2 separate regions of the Mus musculus genome follow, and region 1 is linked to region 2. Evidence: chromatin contacts called from ENCODE Hi-C or POLR2A ChIA-PET data. All regions are on one chromosome and are shown on one strand. The core of a region is the stretch at or near the end of the contact, and the rest is flanking DNA. Distances in the headings are between cores, read along the strand shown. Region 1 holds the start of 4930581F22Rik (RIKEN cDNA 4930581F22 gene). Region 2 holds the start of Hyls1 (HYLS1, centriolar and ciliogenesis associated).

What was found. A loop is a pair of places that touch in the nucleus more often than their neighbours do. ChIA-PET counts read pairs that join two places held with the same protein, here RNA polymerase II (POLR2A).
Region 1: a map of T-helper 17 cell shows a loop between it and region 2 (2.7-fold over the local background). The contact joins the promoter of 4930581F22Rik here to the promoter of Hyls1 in region 2. A Hi-C loop is called at or near these places in 1 of 37 maps with a recorded cell type or tissue (T-helper 17 cell). POLR2A ChIA-PET finds 5 or more read pairs at or near these places in 1 of 5 experiments (embryonic stem cell).

What each region holds. Positions count from the first base shown.
Region 1 is chr9:35,115,336-35,118,035 of GRCm38, reverse strand. 4930581F22Rik (RIKEN cDNA 4930581F22 gene) reads right to left here and starts at 1,308. Exons shown (of 6, transcript NR_029475.1): 1 at 1,196-1,308; 2 at 1-667. It overlaps St3gal4 (ST3 beta-galactoside alpha-2,3-sialyltransferase 4), which reads left to right and starts at 1,172. Exons shown (of 11, transcript NM_009178.4): 1 at 1,172-1,338. It overlaps LOC115487216 (a long non-coding RNA gene), which reads left to right. Exons shown (of 3, transcript XR_003948311.1): 3 at 748-836.
Region 2 is chr9:35,568,619-35,571,393 of GRCm38, reverse strand. Hyls1 (HYLS1, centriolar and ciliogenesis associated) reads left to right here and starts at 1,325. Exons shown (of 4, transcript NM_029762.1): 1 at 1,325-1,517.

The sequences.
Region 1 (2,700 bases), core at 59-2,558, 450 kb after region 2:
CCTATGCAAGGTATAATTCAGATGGAAACAGCCGGAATGGAAGAAGCTGGAGGCCACCTCTTCGTTTTGTTGTGAATTGGAGAGTCCCAACACATGAGACCTCCAGCTTCCCCTGACGATGACTTTAAACTCCGTTAAAACCCTGGGCACTTACTGTCAGTTATTCACATCTTACTTACACTTAGTCACATCCTGTGCCGCCTGTTTCTTGATGGGAGTCCAGCACAACACCCGCCACCCCTTCTCTGCAACTAGATAGCAAGCTTCCGGGGGAAGGGGGACTGGATCTAATACTTTCCTTGTAGCCCCAGGGTGCTCAAGCTAGGAACTGGGTAACACTGTGCTGACTCCTGAAATGGACAGTCCTGCAGGGTGGTTTCTGCACTGTTTGCAGTCCAGGCAATTCTAGAGCCCACGGCATCAGGGTTAAAGGCTTGAAGGGGTTTCCTCTGGAGACAGGATGCCTGGCGCCTTCAGCAAGAACGGAAACTGAGAAGTTATCCAAGGCTAAGAGAGGGTATGCAAAGGAGGAAGAGCTAAGGGAGCAGTTTGGGGCGCATAGGCCGGCCTGGGGCAGAGAAAAGGCTCGTCAATTTAGGTCACCTGACTGCCATGAGGGCATGGGAGGATATTGGAAGGATGGACTTCTATTCCTGTTCTTGAGTTTCTGTAGAGAGAAAAGGATACTTTTTTTTTTTTTAACCGCGCGGGGACAGCAAAGAAGCCTTTCTTGGTTATTGTTTCCAGGAGAGCGTGGGATCAGTGCTAGAGGCAACGTTGGGCATACTCATCTTGGAGCCATTCACAGGCAGCGCTTGCCCTGGGTTTGCCCTCACCCGATCCAGCCTCCCGCACCCCGGCCGTCTCTCTCCAGGCCAGGGAGGCCTCCAGGCCAACCCCAGTCTCCCCGCGGCCTCACACCCTCGCCCTCCTTCCTCTGCGCCCTCCCTCCCTCCTTACTCCCTCCTTTCTCTGCGTCCTCCCTCCTTCGGCGCGCCCTCCCTCCTCGATGCCCTCCCTCCCTTCTTAGCTCCCTCCTTTCTCCGCGCCCTCCCTCTCTCGGTGCGCCCTCCCTCCAGCGCGGCGTTCGCGGCTGTCGGCTTCCCGACCGTGTGCGCAAGCGTGTCCGGCCCCTTCCCCGCCCCCCGCCCCCCGCCCAAGCCCTGGCCCCCGCCTCCCCTTCAGGCGGACTTGCCCGCTCCCAGGCCGGCCCCGCTCCCGGGACAGGGACCGGGCCGAGCGGAGCCACTGCGCCAGTGCTGCCCCGCCAGTCGGGGCGCCTAACGGATCGGAGCTGCGCGCGGATTTACCTCGCCCCGCCCCGCTCCACCCGCGAGGGTGAGTACGCGGCAGCCGGGCTCTGGGGCCCCGCGGCGGAGGGCGGGGAGTGACGGGGCTGCGAGGCTGCAGCCTCCCGCCACGGCTCGGAGAGGTGGTCGGGGGGCCCCGCACGTGGACGCCACGCTGCACGGGGTTGGTGTAGGGTGGCCACAGCCCTGGGGAGCTGGGTCCCTTGCTTGGACTAGATTTTCGCGGGAAGCCTGACTTGTCTCGCTCTCTAGGAGTGAGTGAGCAGGACAATCCTCCGGAAAGTTTCTAACCCCCAACCCTGTCGCTCTTGCGTCCTAGCTGAATGGGTGACTATCACCTCTAGCATCCTCCGAAGTCAGGACGTGTGGGCTGGCTTTGCTAGAGGTGACAAGTTTTGCAGGGTCTGCCTGTGTGCTGGAGTTGCAAGGTCGCTGAGGCAAAGCCCAAAGGTGGGCTTGCCAAATTGCAGGGTGGCTGTGTCCAGGGATTAGGGGGGGTCTTTGGGCCAACTGTGCTTCAAAGTTGCCTGGGTAATGGGCAGTGAGAAGGCCTAGGATAAGACTGAGAAGTTAACCTAGAGCTGGGGCAGAACCCTTGTCTATGTCTGTTCTAGGTGCCTCTCTGAGACCCTTGCTGGCTGAGACCTATGGGCAGCCCCGAGATGCCAACGTGTCTTGTACCACTGCCATTCCTCCCAGACCGAGGGGTAGACTTTCTGGTTTATGAGTCTGATCTACTCTGTTCTCTGTCCTCTAGGCTAGATCCTCCCCCCCCCCTCCCCCCGGTCAGGCTTAAAAGGCTAGTCTGGGTTTGAATAGTACCACAGTGATAGTTGTCTCTCACAAGGGGCACACACCAATACCACAGGGCAGGGTCAGTGCTACAGATCCCACTTGGCCCCTCCAGGCCTCTCTACCCAGGGGGTTGTAAACGAATTGATATGTGTAAGTATCAGGGGTACAGAGGGAATGTTGTGAGTTTGCTAGTGAAACACCATCCATAACCTTACTTTCCCAGGCACCCCTAGAGTGCTACCTAGGAGGTGCCAGTCACTTAGGGCCTCAGAAATAACTGGACATGTTTTGTTCTGTTGGGAGTTGGTCTGCAAACATCCTTTGAGAAAACTGACACCGCTCGGCTTCCTCAAACTTATTCTGCCTCTGCCCTACTCTGAGCATCCCCTATGGCCTGTCCTGTTGCATAGGGGAAGGCATCTTTGGCTGCTTACTGAACCCTGGGCCTCACCTCCCACTCATTTCACCCTCCTCAACACATCCGATCCCCCAGCCCCACTACAGCAAGCCAGGAGTTGGGCCAGTCCCCAAAGATTTCAAGGTGATGATGGAGATAAAGAGAGGTATGCAGGCAGAAGTCATAAAAGTAAATTAG
Region 2 (2,775 bases), core at 76-2,575:
AACTTTGAGGTATAGAAATGAAGCTGAATGTCCAAAAGTAGGTAAGAAAATGAATCATCTAACCTTGCTTAAGACACATTAGCTGGAGGTTCCATGCTAAAGGAAATTCCATACAAGCATTACATGAAAGCAGGATATTTGTCCTAAGAATGTGTGTAATAAAGTAGTGTCACATTGTCCATCAAGGGGTAGTCATTCAGTTTTCATAAATTCTTAACTGCCTCAGAGGTAGAGCAAGGGCCCTGATTAAAAAGCTAAGTAGGCAAGTGATAAGAGGCAGAGGCAGGTGGATTTCTGAGTTTGAGGCCAGCCTGGTCTACAAAGTAAATTCCAGGACAGCCAGGGATATACAGAGAAACCCTGTCTCAAAAAGCAAAAAAAAAAAAAAAAAACCTCAACAAAAAAAGAATTGTTTGGAAGATTTAAGCATTCTAGCATTTGAGGGGTGGGGGTACGTATGAGTGCTCTGTCTGATGAACACCCGCTCCCAGAAGAGAGCATAAGATCCCTTTATGAGCCAACCATGTGCAACTATGTGATTACTAGGAATTGAACTCAGGACCTATGGAAGAGCAACCCGTGCTCTTAACCCCAGAGCTATCTTAACAACCCAGCTTTCTATATATTAAGAAATAAACACCTATTTGTATTTGATGTAGAAAGTTAAAGTACGGGGGATGGGGGCCTCTTTTCCGATCTTACCCTCAGTAGTCCCCAAAGCACTAGGGTCCCTTTTTTTTTCTTTGTAAGTACACAAATCATTGTAAACGTCAGACATACATGTAATATTTTTATTATACTATTTTGTTAACAGTACGCTAGAAAAGGAGGGCAATAATAGTGCGTTCTGGAAGAGTGCATACCGTGCCGCGGGGACCGCTGCAGCTGGAATTGGTCGGGCGGTCCTATCGCGGGTTGCAGTGGAGACCGACTCACGAGCCGGGCCAGCCACGCCCCAGAACCCTCCCCTCCGCTACCCTCCGACGCCGCCGGCCACAGCCAAGAGCGGCTGCGGCACGGAGCAGGGCCAGCCCGTTGCCTAACCGCCAGACTAACACCCACACGACCAAGAAACAGATTCCGCGCCACGGTCCGGCGGGTTCCCACTTCAGCTCCACGCCCCAAACCCCGCTTCCGGGCCCGAGGTTGGGGAGGGCTTAGAGAAAATGTGCACCAATCGTTATGTAGACGTGGAGAACGTCTGGCCTCTGGACCAACGAGAGAGATGGTGGGCGGAGCCAAAGGCGTGGGCTCTCTTCGGGATTTAAACTTGAACAGCGGACCGTTAACGACTACGCTGAACGTGGAGGTGTCGTGCGCCTGCGCGAGTGGGAAACAGCGTTCCGGGGTGAGCCGCGACTGCTAGACCCTGGGCAGCGGCGGCCGAGGCTGGTGAGGATCACGGAGCCGGAGCGGTGGACCTTTCCTGGGACAGGGTGCAGCGGAGCCCACGCTCTTTCCCTCGGCCGCTGCGCGTGGATTCGCGTTTTCTTCCCTGCCAGGTTCTGGCGTTCAAGGTAAATCTCGGCAGCGTTGCTCGGGACGTCTTTAACTCGCAGCCCGAGCACAGGCCGCCCAAGCCCCTGCAGGTCACAATGTAATGTACACCTTGCCTGCGCCACTTTTGCCCGGTGGGCAAGCGAGTGGACAGAGCCCTCCCTGCCAGCATGGAAACGGGGACGGGTCCCTGGGGAAGTCGAGCTCACGGCACGCCCGTGGCCAGATGGTGCGACTGGTGGTGTTATTGTTGGAAGAGCAGGGAAGTAGCCTCAGGTTTGGGTTACACCTTCCGTGGATTCAAGTGTACAGCCGGCTTGCTTAGGATTTAGGATAGCAAGTAAAACTGAAGGAACCCCTCTGGGTGATCTTACCCCAGAAAGAGTGAGAAAACCCGTATAAAAACTATACAATACAAACAAAAATATCACTGTGCCCTTTCTTTCAAGTTGGCTAGGTTTTTTCAGTGTGCAGTGCTGATGAAAGTGAAAATAGAGGCACTCTAACGCGTGTGTTGAGGTAATAATCAGTTTTTCTAGAGAGCAGTTTGTCATTCAATTTAGAAGTTAAATTGCACCATAATTTCAGTTATAGCCAAATACAGGAATTTAAAGGGTTAAAAATCCCACCCCACCCCCCAGCCCTGAATCTTTTTACTGTAACTAGGTAATCCTGGAGCATTAAACTGTTTGAGGGTTTTTTGTTTTTAAGGGAAAGGTAATTTTAGTCACTATTACCCATATTTATCCTCGATATATAAGATGGCTTAGCTTGTGAGATCGTTGTAAGCAAAGGAACTGAGTATAACCTATAAACATGAGAAGTTGCATTTCACTTGTAAGCATCTACATATTTGAGGTGTAAAAATGAAGGGGACATAATTTGAACACAAAGGAACAGGACTTTATCACTGTAAGGATGCCATTAAAAATCATCTTGGCTTTAGTCTAAAATCACCCCAGGCCAACTCCAGAAGAGATATATACATGTCTCAATTAAACTTCAAAACCTTTTGAAGTAATTCCACTTTTTAAGTGAAGTAAGCTTTATTCCCTACTTTACATTTTTCTAACATTCAGTCCTACTTTGGAGTTTGTATAAATATTCTCTCTCTGAAGTAATTTTGTAAAAATACCTTTAGGAGCTTCTCATTGACTGCTTCTGTGATGACAACCAAGAAGCTAACTGAACCCATTTTCTTTTATATTCATCCCCAGACAACCTCTTAAGAGGATTTGCCTCAGCCTTGAACTCTTGCTTCTATAGACTCCAGAGTGT